2 separate regions of the Mus musculus genome follow, and region 1 is linked to region 2. The links are chromatin loops, found by intact Hi-C in ENCODE. Cell type or tissue: left cerebral cortex. All regions are shown on one strand. Each heading gives the region's core, and the rest is flanking DNA. Links, peaks and the distances in the headings are about the cores only. Region 1 overlaps Ppp2r5c (protein phosphatase 2, regulatory subunit B', gamma). Region 2 overlaps Ppp2r5c (protein phosphatase 2, regulatory subunit B', gamma).

What was found. Peaks named below come from ENCODE experiments on the same cell type or tissue, not always from the same donor. Only the 100,000 strongest peaks of a DNase experiment are listed, where the experiment ranks them.
Region 1: a loop joins it to region 2, with 2.6 times the contacts of the local background. A loop is called at or near these places in 8 of 42 quality-filtered maps.

The regions. Positions count from the first base shown.
Region 1 is chr12:110,529,784-110,538,111 of GRCm38, forward strand. All of the region lies in intron 4 of Ppp2r5c (protein phosphatase 2, regulatory subunit B', gamma), which reads left to right. Among named protein-coding and RNA genes, the nearest start is that of Gm19605, 48 kb to the left of the region's middle. In left cerebral cortex, for the core only: no CTCF peak of the experiment used is centred there; DNase peaks (open chromatin) are centred at 4,171, 4,917, 5,612 and 8,130; H3K27ac peaks cover 1,003 bases.
Region 2 is chr12:110,449,432-110,457,759 of GRCm38, forward strand. All of the region lies in intron 2 of Ppp2r5c (protein phosphatase 2, regulatory subunit B', gamma), which reads left to right. Among named protein-coding and RNA genes, the nearest start is that of Ppp2r5c, 6.4 kb to the left of the region's middle. In left cerebral cortex, for the core only: a CTCF peak has its summit at 4,937; DNase peaks (open chromatin) are centred at 308, 1,661, 4,947 and 6,810; H3K27ac peaks cover 1,042 bases.

The DNA of each region.
Region 1 (8,328 bases), core at 255-8,254, 81 kb after region 2:
ATTTTCTGTGTTACAGTTTGTTTAGGATATAACTGATATCCCAAATATTGAAATTGCCTTTGAATCTGTTTTGGAGCAACAACCAATCCTCGAGACTTTAAAGCTTGTTATAGAAGAGCCAAGGCTTACAGTAAAACTCTTCAGAAGGATCAGCTACTACAACATCATCCATATAATGAATAACATACACAGAAAGATTCAAAGTCCTAACCTTTTGTATTGAAGCAGCAACAAATTTTTGACATAAAGTAAGGCCATTAGCCATTCCTTGAGGCAAAACTTTCCAATGATATTGCTCCATGGGTTCTTTAAAATTACAAGCAGGCTCACTAAATGCAAGCCTTTTAGGGTCTTTTAAATCTATAATAGTTGATACATATTTTTTTGGAATGGCAGCTGGAGTCAGTAAGCCAGGCTGTAATGCTCCCATAAGTTCCATAGTTCCATTGACCTTTGGCAAATCTTGCAGTCATCTCCACTTGCCCGAATTGTCTTCATAATTACAAATGTGGGTGAGTTCCGGGGGGTTAGAACCTGGAGCTTGTGACTGGACTGTAAACTGCCAATCTCCCCTTAGCTTTATGCATATTTAACTATTTAACATAAAAAGTTTCTTTTGCAATATCAGAGCATTACCATAATTTTGGAAGGCAAGACCAATTTTTAACAGTGTAAACAATCCAGTCTCTCTAAAATCAATACCAAGTGCATTATTTTCATGTTACAAAGTTTGGCTGCCAGTTATTGTAAATGAATGTGCGACAGTGCAGCTTTCAATTTTTAATACCTCATTAAAGAAACATTGTTTTAAATCCTATCTTTTATAAGTCTGACTTCTAGATCAAAGAATTACATAAAATATTATTCCAATTTAGAGGCATCTTTAGAGCCCTGTTTCCCTAGGTTGGCTCATGCCATGTGTTGTTGCTAGAATGACTCCAACCCTGAGTTACCAGTTTTTGTTTGTTTGGTGTTTGTTTGTTTGTTTGTTTGTTTCGAGACAGGGTTTCTCTGTGCAGCCCTGGCTGTCCTGGAACTCACTTTGTAGACCAGGCTGGCCTCGAACTCAGAAATCCACCTGCCTCTGCCTCCCGAGTGCTGGGATTAAAGGCGTGCGCCACTATGCCCGACTGAGTTACCAGTTTTAAGCCAATTTTGGGTTACCAACATTACAAATTTTTAACCATACCCAAAAACTTATATGCCAATAATCTATAACCAACACATGCAGAACATATTTATACAGTTAAAACCAGTCAGAAGCCAGGCGTGGTGGGCACGCCTTTAATCCCAGCACTTGGGAAGCAGAGGCAGGTGAATTTCTGAGTTCGAGGACAGCCTGGTCTACAAAGTGAGTTCCAGGACAGCCAGGGCTACACAGAGAAACCCTGCCTCGAAAAAACCAAAAAACAAACAAACAAACAAAAAAAAAACAGTCAGAAACAAACATGAAGTGGTTATATACATTTACATAGTTAGACTAGACAGACAAATTTTTCTTACTTTTTCTAGCTGTAATTTCATGGGAGGAGCACCCTGCCACCTGCTGAACCCAAATGTTCCAGCAGATAAAGTTTTAACCATTTTTTCTTTTGAATATGAAACACAAAGCAACAGTCAGGCAACAAAACAAAGCCACAGACATAAACTGACAGACATGGACAGACTGACACACCGAGGACAAACAATAGACAGAGGGAAGAGAACTGGATGTCCCACCAAAGGAACCCAGATCCAGGACTAGGCATCCCCCAGTGGGAGCCAGAGAGGAAGCAAGCTATCTCCTGAACTCCTCTTGTCCCTAGCGTACCTCTAAGCATTTGTGCAAAAAGCATTTTACTAGCCCTGTCCCATTTCACAGACTTTACTCACTGCTGGCCCAGATTTTTGTATTTTCCTTTGTGTGAGCTTCCTCTTCTGCCATGCCCTTCACTGAACCCCTCGTATTCGAGCCTCAACATTGAGGGCACCACCTGACCAACCCAGCTCAGTCAGTCAGCAAGGTCTCAAGGGAAGGAGTGAGGCTTAAAGAGAGAAAAGACAATTCAACAACATTGTAGCATGACTCCAGCAAGTACTGAAGCAAATTTATTTTTTCCCAGCCTGCTTTTGTACCATTCTAAGTACATGCAAAGAATAAGGTCAGTTCTTGGTCAAGGACAAACCAGGCATAAACAAAGGTCCCATGGTCACTATATTTGGGGACTTATCAAGATGATCAAGATACAAAGAGTATGTATGTTCCTCAGCTGTATTTTTCTTGAGCTTACTTCCTTGTCTTAGCCCAATGTCAGATCTTCTTGCGAATTTCCTTGAAGCAGCCCCAGGGTCTCTGGTTCCCTGGGGATGCCAAGAGCTCTCCACAGCAGGTTTCCCGGTTCCCCGGGGATGCCCTGACACACTCGGTGTTCGCTGCCACCTAGGTTGCTGGCAGGTGTACCTGTCACAGGGTCAGCAGAGACTGCGGCTTCCTTCTGGGCTCAGGCCTGGGTCACAGTGACGTGGCTGAATGTGCTGAGCTCAGGGTTGTTGGTTGCATGGACCTGTCGCCGTTCGTTCCTTTTTATAGAAAAGAGGAGAGAGTTTGAGATCAGCCAGCATGCCAAGTGCACTGCTCCTCCTGTGGGAAGACAAGGTGAAGAGACAGCCCCAGCATTTGTCACTGTGGCTCCTGCATAAACGTGGTGGCTGGAGATCTGGGCCTGCAGCATTGCTTCTGCTGTCACAGTCAGGTCTGCTGCCCAAAGACTGACGGAGATGGAAAAGCAGTTGGAAGCACTGCCATTTTAACCATTCCTACCCTAAATTTCTTAATTTATGTAAAAATGGAGCAGAGCCCTTCTGAGAGTAAATTCCCTAAGAGGAAAGTTGAGGTCCTGAATTGCTGAATTCATGGGACACTACTTTCTCTAAAGCCTTGGACACAGGAAGGGAGGCCTTGTGGGCAGAAAGAGGTCTGGCTAGGGCACTGTTTGGATAGATTGGCTGGCTCAGGAGCCCTTCGCAGCACATGGAGCTCTGGGGTTACCCAGACACCTGTGCTGGATCACTAACCAGAACACAGCTCAGTGTACTCAGTGAGTCAGGAAACATACACTGCATCCCTTCTGAACTCCCGAGGCACCCTGTTACCTGAGGGCGCTTGCACTGAAAATGGTAATATGGTCTCAGCCCTCCCAGAGACTGCCTGGACGTGTCTGAGGGACAAGACCAGACAGTAGTAGCAGCAGTCAGAGCTGAGAGCTGCACAGGCAGCCTGACCACTGTTACTGTCTAGAGGATGAGCTGATCCGCCCAGAGTCAGAGAGTGGGGCAGGGTGGTGCCCGGCAGGGGCCGTGCTCCAAGGACCCCAGGAGCAAAAAGACTTAGGTTGGGTGGAGTGTGGCTAGAGTCCTGACCCTGGAAACCTAATGGTTGTGAGAGAGTGCACACTGCCCCTTCACTCTGGCTGCCTGCTGAGAACATGTAGGAAGAGCTTTGCCATGGTGGGTGGGGGTTGCCGTGGGACAGGCTGGCTGACAGACATGCCCCAGCATGACAGATAGGTAGTGGAGTAAGCTACTTAGCTGGGACAGCTGAGAGAAATGGGCAGGTGTGGGTGGTGTTAGGGTAGGAACAAGATGTGGTTTGATTTGATTTGAGATGTGCAGAGAGAGAGGCTACTGTCCAGTTCTAGGTGCAGATGCCCCAGTCACTATTGTACTGTGTGCTCAAAGGAGAGTGTTGGACATCCGAGGATAGCCCAGACTTGATCCACAGACTCTCAGGGACAGCTTTCTCTCTGCCCCATATCCCATGCTCAGTATGAAGCTATTCTCTTAGACACTCTTTATTCTCTTGAGCTTCCATGTGGGTGCTGGGAGTTGAACCTGGGTCCTTTGTAAGAACAAGTGCTCTTAACCACTGAGCCAACCCTCAAACTCCTTGTTTCTAATTTTCATTCCCAGTCTTTGATACCTTGAACTCAGGTGTTTTTTGTGACTTGGTTTAATGTGAGTGTTGCTTTTTGCAGTAGGACATTAAACTGCAAGACTTATTTCATGGAGAGTTGGTTAGATTAGGTGACTGGGATATTAAAAACACACGGTATGAAGTGCTGTTTTCTATCTGTGGCATAGAAGTAAATTCGTAAGAATAAAATCAAAATAGCAGACAGAAAGTGAGTCATGAAACACAGTGAAGTGTCACTCATCTAACAGAGGCTGAGTTGTTGGTTACTTATTTAAGTAGGCTCTAAAAATAAACCTAGAGGAAGACAGGCCCAGCGGTTAGCTATACCTGCCTTTGCATAGTGTGACCTTGGGAATTCCACTTTGCCCAGTGTTTTGGTAATTCTAAAATACTTTTACAATGATTATGTACCACATTTATTATCATCCAAACTCCACAAATTAAAAACAAAACTAGACTAAAATCAAGCACTGTGTAACACTATGATAGTGCTGCCCACGTAGGACTCCTGTTGGTTTCCAGGATTGAGTTCGCCCCATTATTTTACCACTCACCCCATTAATCTAGTCACTGTTGCACACTTGATTACATACTGGTTTTCGGGTTTTCCTCAGGATATACTGGAACAAACCTGCAGTGTTCTCCCACCCACATCCCAGGACAGGCATCTCATGGACCCTGGGATGGTTGAATTTGGACACTTGTCGCTGCTTCAGTGAGGAAAGGGCATTGTTCGGGTGCTGCGAGCGTGCAGTGGGGAAGGAAAGGGTGTTTAGAACTGAGGAGGAGAGGATAGTCGCCAGCGGCGTTTCCATATACTTTACAGCCCTGCTTCGAGTGAGGGTTAAGTCACGCGGCCCTCTGTCGTTCTTTGCTTTACCAGCGTTACAATAACCTGGGTTAAAGACTATGAATAACAGTGACGCGCTGAGATTATCTGCATCCTTTAAAGAGCTCTGCTCTTGCAATTTTGAAAAATTCCCCTGTTTGATGGTTTTAAATAGTAAAAGAAATACATGGTTATTTTTATAACAAGTGAAACAAATTTAAAAAGAAAACAACTCTTTCCTCACGCCACCCTTCTCGCTGCTTTAGGCATGCTCATTCCCAACCAACAAATTCATTCTAGTTCTTCTTTTTTTTTTTTTTTTCTTTTGCGAAATCTGCTGAGAAGCCTTGGGGAGGATGAGTGAGTTCAGGTCGTAGGTGATGTCACAGGTGGGCTGAGGAGTGTGGCCAGTGTGTCAGTCAGATGTGCGGAGTTCGCTTGTTCAGTGTATCTCAGTAGAGCTTGGATGGTTGAGCCCCAGAGTTGTTAGGTTAAAACCTTGCAGTCCCTGTACTCAGGCGGCACAAACAAGGAGATGGCAGCAAGTTTGAGGCTGGTCTGCTCTTCGTAGCAAGTCTCAAGCCAGCATGGTTGCTAGGTGTTCCTTTTGCTCGTGGAGCAGATCAAAGAGATTCAAAGAACCAGAGTGGAGGTGAGCCAGGAACTTTGGAGGAGCCTCTGGCCTAGAGAGAGTTATTCTCACACTGTCTGCCAGCCACTCATCTTTCTATATACCTGTGCCCTGGTCTTTGCCAGAACGTCTGGGAAGTGGGCTTGTCCCGGTGTGACTGTTAGAGTCTGGTTTCTGTTGCTAAGCAAGTGTTGGCGATTGATCTTGTTGGGTGAGTCAGTGGTCCCCTCAAACTGCTCCCTGTGCTGTTCATTGTACAAGCACCCAGCCCGCTTATCCCTCCCCCAGTTGATGCCTTTGGGTGGCTTCTGGCGTTGGCTGCAAGCTGTTGTGTTTGTAGGTGAGCTTTAGACTCAGATGTGCATGAACTTTGTGCACACTGCAATGGGTTTCGGGCCAGCACGCTAGCACCCAAGAACTCTGTCCTTCATTTAGATGAAGCCAGCTCTGACTCATTTCTGTAATTGCTAATACTGTGGAGCCATGGCTAAAGAACCCAGAAAGATTTTCCTTGTGTTCTTTGTTACAGGTTTACATTCTGATTTAGGTCTGTGGCTCATTTGTCTGCAGGCTCTTTTAGCCGCCCTATCATTGAAGAGGCTGCCAACCTCCATAGAACAGCTTTGCACAGTAGTTGTACATCAATTGACTATATTAGTGAGTCTGTTTCTGTATTCCACTGTGTTCTGCCATTGGTCTCTGGGACTCTGTTCTCTGATTACTGTATATTGGATCCCAGAGTCATGGGATCTGGGGCTGCCCGGGCTCGCGGGTGCTGTCTCGTTGCTCTCTGCTGTTCCTCGGTTCCTGCCTGGCTCCTCCCCTGCTGTCTTCAGGCTCCCCGGTCTCTCATCTGTCAGTTCCACCCCGTAGTTCATGTCTCACCCTTTGGGCATCACCCCTGGTAGTTGGATTTGTATCTTTTGTTTATAGCTTCTGTGTCTATGCCTCACTTTTTGTCTGCTGATACCCACCTCAGTCAGGTCAGTTCCAGGTGGATGGCCTATTCTGTCAGTGTGCATTGCCTTTCCCTGTTTTCCACCTATCTGGTCTTCACCTGTGTGAAACTGTGCATTTGTCCTGTTGAGTCCTGTATATTTAGTTTTTTTTTTCCTTTTAATGTTTTTGAGGCATACTTGGAGATGCAATTAAGAAATATGGAGACAGTTTGATCCTTTTGGTTCTTGTTTTAACCATTAAGCAGGACCTGAGCTGTGCTAGCCTAGAGCTAACAACTTCTCCATTGCCAATCCAAGGCCCAGATGGCGCTGAGTCCAAGGCACCAATGGTTGGGAGTTTTCCTGGCCTGCTTGATAAAGTAGCCACTCTCCCCAGCCTCCCCTAATACAGTTATCTTTCAATGTCCAGGGGGATTCATATATCAGGGGATGCTCAAGACCTTTATATGAGGGGTATCATGTCTGCAGAAGCACGTCTCCCTGTCCACTCTCAGTTTTCTCCTGCTTTAAGTCATCTCTAGAGACTACACCTAAAACACTGCAGGTGCTGTGTGATGACTCATTACCTAGAACACCTCAGGTGCTATATAATGCACTGTATTGTTTAGAAGACCATGACTTAAAAAGAGAAGTCTCTATGTTCAGCAGAGATGCAGCATTTTATTGCCTTTTTTTTTTTTAGGGGTTCTCTGTATAGCCCTGGCTGTCCTGGAACTCACTTTGTAGACCAGGCTGGCCTCGAACTCAGAAATCCGCCTGCCTCTGCCTCCCGAGTGCTGGGATTAAAGGTGTGGGATTAAACCACGCCCAGCTATGCCAAATATTTTTGAGACTTGATTGACTGAATCCAGGGACATGAAACCTACGGGTAAAATGTCAACTGTACTGGGTCCTCACTAATCCTTGTGTGTGTTTTCATGGCCCCTGGTAGTTTTCTCACATCAAATAGCTACATGATGTTGTGCTAATCAACGACAGGACCTTTCCAGTTTCAGAACTCCCTCCTCTGTGGGACTGACTCAGCCTTGCAAGTTCACATTGCCCCTCCTGCTGGGCTCTACAGCCTGGGAGTGTCCTGGTGGTCATTACAGGCTCCCTTCATCTCTTCCATCTCCTGGGATCAGAAGGATGTAGTGCCATGAATTTTTACCTAGTGAGTTTGGTCTTTAGGACAGTAGAATAAGCCCATCCCTATGACACTTAGCTATGGCCTCAACTGAGTCAGCCATGGGCACAGGGTAGTAGGATTAAAGGCAGTCACGTAAGTGATGGTTCCATGGCCTTTCTCACTTCCTTACATTGTGTGGGAGGTAGGGCATATTGATGGGATATTCTGAAGGCTTCCTAACTCCCTCACACTTTATGCCAATAAAAATATCCATCTGCTGCTAGACAGAGCAAATGTGTTAAAAAACTGATCTTAGAATCCAGGTGTAACTGCTCACTAGACCGCACTTACAGCTTCATGTTAAAATTGGTCAGCATCAAACATTTTGGGATTCAGCATCCAGAATGTACTTAAAACCATTGGCCATGGGAAATAACTCAGGATTCGTTTCTTGTTCCACCTTTGTTCTACTTTGCTTTCTTACAATACTGGGAATTAATCTGGGGCCTGTGCCTGACAGAGGAGTCCCCTGCCAAGCCGCTACATACTCAGCAAACACTTGGTGTGGTTTGGTTTTCTGTTCTGTTTTGTTAGAAACAGAGTCTCTTATAGCCCATGCTGGCTGCGTAGCCAGGAATGGCCCTGAATTTATGACGCCGCGGCCTCCACCTTCCACGTGCTAGGTTACAAGCCTGTGCTCTGTTTTATGATGTGCCAGGGAGGAGCCCGTGCCTTCCTGCCTGCCAAGCAAGCAGGCTGCCAGCTGAGCTCAGCTCCAACCCTCCCACTGTTGGACACTGTTATTTCTAAGCAGATACTAATTGACCTGCCTTACGAGCTATTACTTGT
Region 2 (8,328 bases), core at 63-8,062:
AAGTATGTGGGGATTTTACTGTCAGTCATGTAGGGCTCTGGAGTGTGGCCTGCAGTGTCCCATGTGATGCCCCAGTTGTCTTTTTGTATCTTTTCTAGTGCTACTGTCTAAGAGCTGGAGTCACAGAGCTCGAAATGGCCCCTGAAAAGCACTGAGATGTTGGGCCCTTCACCCCTATCTCAGAAGGATGCACGAGGCACCATGGCATGCTAAGCCCTTGGCAGATCACTGTTGAAACTATTTCCCAGGAATACAGATCCTGGAAGTGCAGTAGCTCCTGTGACCTCTGAGTTACTCTTTCTGATGGCTGTTGTCTCCCCTCAGCCTTGGGCTCTGTTCTTCCCTGCTTTTCCCACCCACTTAGCAAGTGTGATTGACTCATCCAGTGAATTAAGTCTTGACTGTACTCGCTCCTCTCCTCCTATTACTCCGACTTTGAATATTTTAGCCTGAAGAGTGTAAATGGGTTTGGTATTCATGGTTGCTCTTGGAGCCCTTCTAATGTCACGCGAGCAGCGGTGGTCCACACTGTCCCGTGAAGGCTCAGAGCCTAGACAGTTTCCACACTCCAGTTTTACAGCCTGGGGAGGTAAACAGGGCTGGTGTTGCAGCCATGGGTGAGCTGCGGAAAGGCTTGAGAAGTGATCCCAGTGAGAGTCGAGAAGTTAGCCTGTGGTTGACTTAGCACACCGCTCTCCCTCCGGGCCATGGAAAGTCCTTACGCTGGACATTCGGCTGGCCTCACGAGAGACAGGCCTCAAGTGGTTTACCTCGAAGAACACTTTTTGGCTAGCCCGTGGCTTTTTAGATAGGAGGGAAAAGTACTGGAGTGGAAGACAGCATGAGACCCAGGAAGGTCCTCCAGGCTGGGAGTGAGAGCAAACGGGGATTCAGGCCTGTCAGGAGTGATGCACGCGCTCGCCTTGGGAAACGTGTTTCCTCATCTCTTGAGACACTTTAGTGAGCTAAAGATGTTGGGGGCCCATTTTTACTGTGCGGGATAGATTGGGCCCTGCTTTGCCTAAGAAGTTTTTCCCTGTAAGATGCACAACAGCGTAGATCCAGTAGCGTAGTTATGGGTCCTGCTAAAGGTTGTTACTGCTGCTGGGCATTCGCACATTTCTCTTTCCTTTTCTTCTCTGTCCATGAGTATGTTAAACTTTGACTTGTTGCATATTCCTGTGTGTCCTGAAAATACAGATTTCTGTCCCGTGCCAGGTACAGTTTGTTTAGTACAGGTTTGCTTGTCTTTAACTGACAGGCCACAGCTGACCCACGGGCTACTTGAAGTTAGAAAACGTGGAGATGGACGGAGAGAACAAATTATCACTTGGATACGGAGGAACATGACTAGGCACATTTTATGAATACTCCAAATCCTAAATTACACTGAGATCTAGACCTTCATTTGGCAGGGTCAGGCCATTGGATGGTGTTGCTGTATTGTCTTGTCGTGTTTTTAAAATCTGTGCACTTTGTCCAAAGTTGAGATTTTTTTTTTTAAATGTGTTGATGATTTTTACAAAGTGATTTGTTTTGGACACATTAAAGGTGGTTTGAGTCTCGTTTTCCGTCTGTGCGTTTTGCATGCTGGGCTGAGTTTTGTTTGAAAGTCTTTTCAGCATCTCTTATGTAACATGCAGTGCTTGGAAGGAAGCTGGAGCAGCCTTCGCTCAGACTCGGTCTCTTACGTCGACCCTGTTTACCTTTATGAATCTCCTGTCCCTTTGCACTGCCACAGCCCTCGGAGGAAGGGACAGTAAGGCGGAGGCTTGCCAGGGGTCACGTTACGCTGGGAGCCAAATAATGTTTTTCTGTAAGTTAAACTAAAATTTATAGACGTTATTAATCTAATAACAGCCATTACGTGGGAACATAGGTAAAAATTTTATGAAAATATCTTTCAAAATTATTTCGGGGCTTTCTGTTCACTGTCTGTGGAGCAGACATCTTTCTTGAATAAGTTGGAAGGTGGCTGTGGGAGTAGTTTGGAAGGAGCCACATGGTCACTTACCTGACATCCTCTGTGGAAGGGCCAAAGCCTCCATCCATTGGCTGGCTCTTTTCAGACCTGAGGTCGGTGCCCAATGCTCAGGTGCATAGAAAGATGGTGCAGCCTCAGATGGGAGAGCTTGGGAGTTGTTGGGAAATGGCTACTCTGGATTGGCTGCCTTCAGGCCTCAGAAGCACCTGGGTCTTCCATAAGCTGCTTTTCCTCCACCTCCGACTCCTCATCCACGTGTAAGCTGATGGGTGGGAGACCTGGTGCCCACGCTGGTATGGAGGCAGGGGCTTTGTGAGAGGCTGTTCCCAGCTGCGTTTATCCTTGACCTTACCTACTAAATGCCAGTAGTAGGCATTGCTGAGTGTCTCCAGAGGACAGACTCACCCCTGCTGAGCCCTGCACTGAAAAGACGCTCTACAGAGTGTGCACGTTTGCCTCCAGAGTGCGTCTGCCGTCCCCCGGTATGCTTCCATGTTGAACAGCAGTGCTCAGACAAAAGGGAAGGGCCCTTTACATGCCTCAAAGGCATTGAGAACCCAAACAGATTTTATGTAGGTGGTTACAGCTCTCTTACCCATATTTTTCATATTAGAAATTAAAACAAAAAATTCAAGTATTCATCAATTCAGCTAATAATAGCAGTAATACTCATTACATATTAACAAAAATAGCATTTGTGTGAAAATATTTTTTTTTAAAGAAAATTCCCTGAAAAGAGGGGTATTGTTAGGGAGCTGGAGAGATGGCTCAGCGGTTAAGAGCACTGACTGCTCTTCCAGAGGTCCTGAGTTCAATTCCCTGCAACCACATGGTGGCTCACAACCATCTGTAATGGGATCCCATGCTCTCTTCTGGTGTGTCCAGGGACAGCTACAGTGTACTCACATAAGTAGATAGATAGATAGATAGATAGATAGTTTTTTTTGAGGAAAAGGGGGGCATTGCTTTAGGTTTTTTGGACATCTTTAGCTGCTTGGCTCTACAGTCAGTCCATTTTGGTAGCACATGTATCGCTCACACAAATCTTCCCGGCGTGAGACTGAAGTGAACTCATGAAATCCCATCCAAGTTGCTGTGAAGACAGTTTGGCTTCCTGGAGCACCAGCTCAGGCTCATCTATCTGAAATTTAAGATTTATTTTTTAACAATTTATATTTGTTTATGTGCGTGAGTGTTTGTGTGTACTGTGTGTGCCTAGTGCCCACAGAGACCAGAAGAGGGTGGCCCAAACTGGAGTTCCAGGTGGTTGTGAGCTGCCGTGTGGGTGCTAGGACTAAAACCAAGGTCCTCTACAAGCATGGCAGGTGCTCTTAACTCAGAGCCGTCTGTCCAGTTCAGGGAAGGCTTTCCTTCCTTAAGCCATATTTCTTTTGTCTAATATAAACGTGGGAAATAATTTGCCATCACATATCCACGGCACAGTGCTTTGGGCCTGTGGCTCGCTTGCCTTACTAGATGAGTCCTTTGGGGCCAGCTATTTAACAAGATCCGTGCTTCTTTGCAATCTCCATGTGTTAGTTGGGCCCTACAGTGGAGAAATACAGTGGTCAGTGGATTTAAAAAGTGCTTAGAAGGTTGGGAATTTTGCCCAGCCGTGGAACGTGTACCTAGGGAGTGCAGTGCAAAGGCCTTGTGGTCAGTCCTCCGCACTTGATAAATAGTGCCAGAAAAGGGAGAGCTTCAGGTCAGCCTGCTTACTGTTCTATTATTGTAAGTTATAAATAACCTTTAATTATTATTTGTTTTATGATTTTTTTAATCCCGAAAGGAATTTCAGGGCAGAGCTTTCATTCAATATTATTGATTTTAAGTAAGTGACGTCATACTAGCTCAGATGATACGGCAGTTAGGACTTTTCTTTTTGTTTATATCTGAGTCAGGGTCTTATTACCATGTAGCCCAGGCTAGCCTCAGACCTTAGCTACTCAAATGTTGAGATTGTAGGCATGTGCCCACACCTGGGACAGGACTTCCTCTGCTGTTTTGGGAAAGTTCTAAGCATTAGAAAATTCTTAGTTGGCAAAAGAATAACTGTTTCACAGACCTTGCTAGAGAAGATCAGTGGTAAATGTATCTATCTATTCAGTCTGGTTCTATTTAAAGCATTTCAGAGTGGGCTTTCCACTGAAGTGTGTTTCTCCTTCCTAATTACGTTCATTTGAACACTGCGTCTTGGAAGAAGATATTTTTGCTGTATTTTTCAAGGCAGTGCACTTCATGGTGATAAACAGATAGATGATAGGTGGGTGGATGGATGGATTGATGGGTTTCTGGCCTGGGCATCTTTGGCCCTTTTGGCCCCTGTGAGCATGGTGCTGAGGATTGTGGGGATAAGAAGGTTAATGCAGTCCTGACCTGCTTAGAACGTAAGCATTGACTGAGGTGTGCTGTATGCTCCCGTTGCCTCTGGACAGTCTGTGTGCTTGGGAGTTTCTTGCCAGTTCCCCTTAGTCGGTGTTGAATGGAGGGCCTAGGTAGGGCCCATCTCCTAGAAAGAGCCAGATGCTGCTTTGGGTCAGGGCGCCAACGCTTTTAGCGCCTAAGCGGACAGGACCAGGTCTGTGGGACAGGCAGGGAAAGAGATGGGAGAGGTAACCTAAACATGGAGGCACAGGTAGCTGCAGGGGGAGCACAGGCTTGTGGACAGCCACAGGACAGAGCAGAAGTTTCCCTGCCCTTGTAAAGGACATCCCTGGTCATCATGGTCATCAGCTAACTGCCCAGCCACTGGCATGGCTCACAGGATGTCTTCTTGAGGCACAAGACAACTGCCCTGAAAGCTTCAGTGATGGGAAGAGCCTGCCGTGTTTCCCAGATGGTGGGTGTACCCTGGTCCCGGCTGAGCAGCACTGTCTCTGCTCCTCTACTTTCCCCTGGCTGGGAGCAGTACTTAGTAGTTTTGCTGCTTCCCAGGCCGCAGCATCCGTGTTTCTCCACCTGGGGGAGTCAGAGAACAAGCCTAGAATTTAAACTCCAGGGAGAGGCTAAAAGCCTTCACTGAGGGTGCACAGAGCTGCCCTTTATCTTTGTGTGTGTGTGGTTTTCTTGTTGAGAAATGTGACATTGATAGATGAGTTCCCCACACTGTACAGCCTACAGGCGTTGGTGTGGCCACAAATGTTAGCTTTGTCCAGGGAGGAGCTCAGAAGTTGGCCACATCAAGTGATTTCATTTCAACCTAAAGTCATGAGAATTAAAGTCAAGTTCCTTGGGTTAGCCGCATTTCAAGTGCGCAGTAGCCCCGTGTGGCTCAGACCTACCAGATGTGGAGTGTATATAGTGTCTGAGAGAGTCCCGTGAGGGAGAGCTGACAAGTAGCCAGACAGTATTTTACACAACCATTTCTAACATGAGCGAACGGATTGTAGTTTAGCCCCACTAGCTCTCTTTAACAATACAAATTATCAAAGTTCAGATTAAAAATTTAAACAAAAAGAAGAAACAAATAGGCAAGAGAATAGCTAAACTTAGAGAAAAGAAGACACAAGAGAGAGTATCTTGGTAAGGTGTGAAGGCACTATGTTTACCTCTTGGTCCATGACAGGCCTCCCCAAGTTCTACACGTGAGGAGACTCCATTTTCTTAGGTGAGGGAACCTTGAGAAACCCAAGAGAAGGCACATGGTGTCATAGTCGCTCTTGCAGACAGTGTCTTGTATGTCTACATTTTTATAGGTGAAAACATCCATGGTTAAAATACAGTATGAAGGCTGGGGTGTTGTCAGTGTGAAGCATGTGAGTGCCTACTGTGCATTAGACCCTGGGTCTAACTATTTTATTAAATAGTACGGGAATCTATTCTCACTGCACACACAGCCTGCTTTCAGTGTTCAGGGACAGTCTTGCCAAGGATTTGACATTCAGATGGAACTCTCTCTTCCCAAAGGGGTGATAGGCAGGTGTTGGGGTGTTTGGAGCCGGCGAATGAGGGCAGATAACTGGTGGGTGAGTGGGTTTGCAGAGTAGGAGAAGGTGGCTATTCATAGCATGGTACCCCACCTCTGTGGGTCCCTGGAGCCAAGTCACATCCCCTCCTCTGAGCTTCCCCTTTGAAGATTCATCTGTGGAGAACTCTGCCCAGAGACGCCTATGGCACATGACCCCCAGTATTCTTGCTACCAAAGGTCACAGCTCTGTGAGTCCTTTCCTACCACTGGGAAACAGGCTGGCAGGTTTGCTCAAATCCATGGTCAATGATCAGAAAACCCTCCTTCCTCTCTGTTTCTACCTCTCAGCAGGAAGTGTTGCCCTAGAAAAATGAGCTTTCTGTGAAGGGCTAGATATAACTGTCCTAGGCCTTTTGGGCCTAAAATATTTGTATGGTTTGTCCCAGCTGCTGACTGTGCTATTGTAGGAGAGAGCAGCCTTAGACAATGGCCAGCAAACAGGTACCACCTTCTCACAGAACTGCCTCTCATGGAGTAGGTGGAAGCAGGGCAGTGTGGCCCAGGGATTTGGCTTTCTGGCCCTGGTCCAGGGTGCATCCATGCAGCTGGCCACTCAGAGAAAGTGGTGAGGTGGTTGGTTATCAACAGGCTTGGACCCCCATCTGAAACCAGCCCTGGTTAGCTCACGGCAAGGAGCATCCTTTGTGTTTGCCTCCGTTCACCATCGTGAACCCCTTGTGATCCCAGTGGCTTGGCCCTGCTCTCTGGCACAGTAGGCATCTCACATGTCCTCGTGAATTCTCAGAGCTGCAGAGTTTGAATGAAGGAAACATGCTGTTTGTTCCGTGTAGTAATCCCTTATATGGTAAGACGCTTAGGAGTGAGGCTCTGTCACCAAGCCAGTTGCTTATTTTGCTGGTTGAATGAATAATTCTGAAGCACCGAGACTAACAAGCACCCATGTCTCTGTTGCCCAGAATTCTCTCACTCCATGTTCAGGAGGAGGATGCCTGCTGTACAGGAGGTGTGGGGAACAGAAGAGACATTTGGACTTTGGAGGAGGCATCGCCTGTTAGAAAGTCCTCACCCTTTCTTGATATCTATTGCTTCTCTGGGGTAGCCTCTGCCACCATGCCCAGTAACTGTTGGGAAGACTTGGAGAGTGGCCCATACCCACTGTGGTAATAACACAAGTCAGCAGGGGCCTGCCTGGGTGGCTTGTCGCCCCAGCTCCTCATGGCACCTGGTAGATAGTTCTACTTTCCCTCCTCTCAAGAGCTTCCCCTGGAAGGACCCAGAGTCCGAGTGCTCGGGCCCTGAGAAGGTCAGAAAGGTCGCTGCCCTGTGCCTCAGGATACCTTAGATCGCCCTGCAGCTGCCTGAGGTTCCCCAGGGATGCGAGTGATGAGGCCGGAGTCTGCACTCGGAACTCTCAAGAGGAAAGTCATCTATCTTGCTTTGAGTTTGATGAGCAACACTGTGTTTGCGATTAGTACCTCAAACGCAAGAGCACCGACTGCTCTCCCAGAGGTCCTGAGTTCAATTCCCAGCAACCACATGGTGGCTCACAACCATCTGTAATGGGGTCTGATGCCCTCTTCTAGTGTGTCTGAAGAGAGCAATAGTGTACTCATATACATAAAACAAATAAATCTTTTAAAAACAAGAAGGAGGCTAAGGGAAACCCTGGGGTCTCTTAGGCGGATGAGCAATTAGACCAAAGCACACCTGCCGTGGTCTCCAATCCAGGACAGCGGCCAGAGAGAAGAATCAGGGTGGGATTGCTGGGTCACCTGATGGTTATTCAGTTCACCTACTGAGGAATTCTAGCTCTTCCCCAACTCGAAACACACACACACACCACACACACACACACACACACACACACACAGTTGTCAGGTATTGCTATCTTCCATTTGTTTGAACCGACTGCCTATGCTGAGGCTGTTGGCTAGTCCGGTGGAGCACCTTTCTGAGTGCCTGTAGCCTTCCTCTTGTTGAGTTACCGGGAGAAGTTTTTGTATTTTGGCTACTGATAGATTGTCATCAGATATGTAATCCACAAGTATTTTGTCTTTATCAGTTGTATTTTACTTTTTATAATGCTTTTTATGTATAAAAAGTATATTTTTATTTTTCAGGTTTTGTTGTTTTCATTGTAGTTAGCAACTTGCTGTCAAATCCAAGGCAGTGAGATTTGTTTTTGGTGCTTCTAAGAGTTTTATGGTTTTTACTGTTGTATCTTAGGTCTTTGGTACATCTTGAATTAGTTTTTATATACTTTCCTATGTGTCTGTCCCAACTCTGTCCGTTGTCTGCCTGTATTTGTCTGTGGGGTAGTCTCGCTCATTAGTTCTGTCTGACCTACCACTATGTCAGTCAGATCACACTATTTTGATTAAAATTGTATCTTAAAAGATGTTAACAGACATGAAAA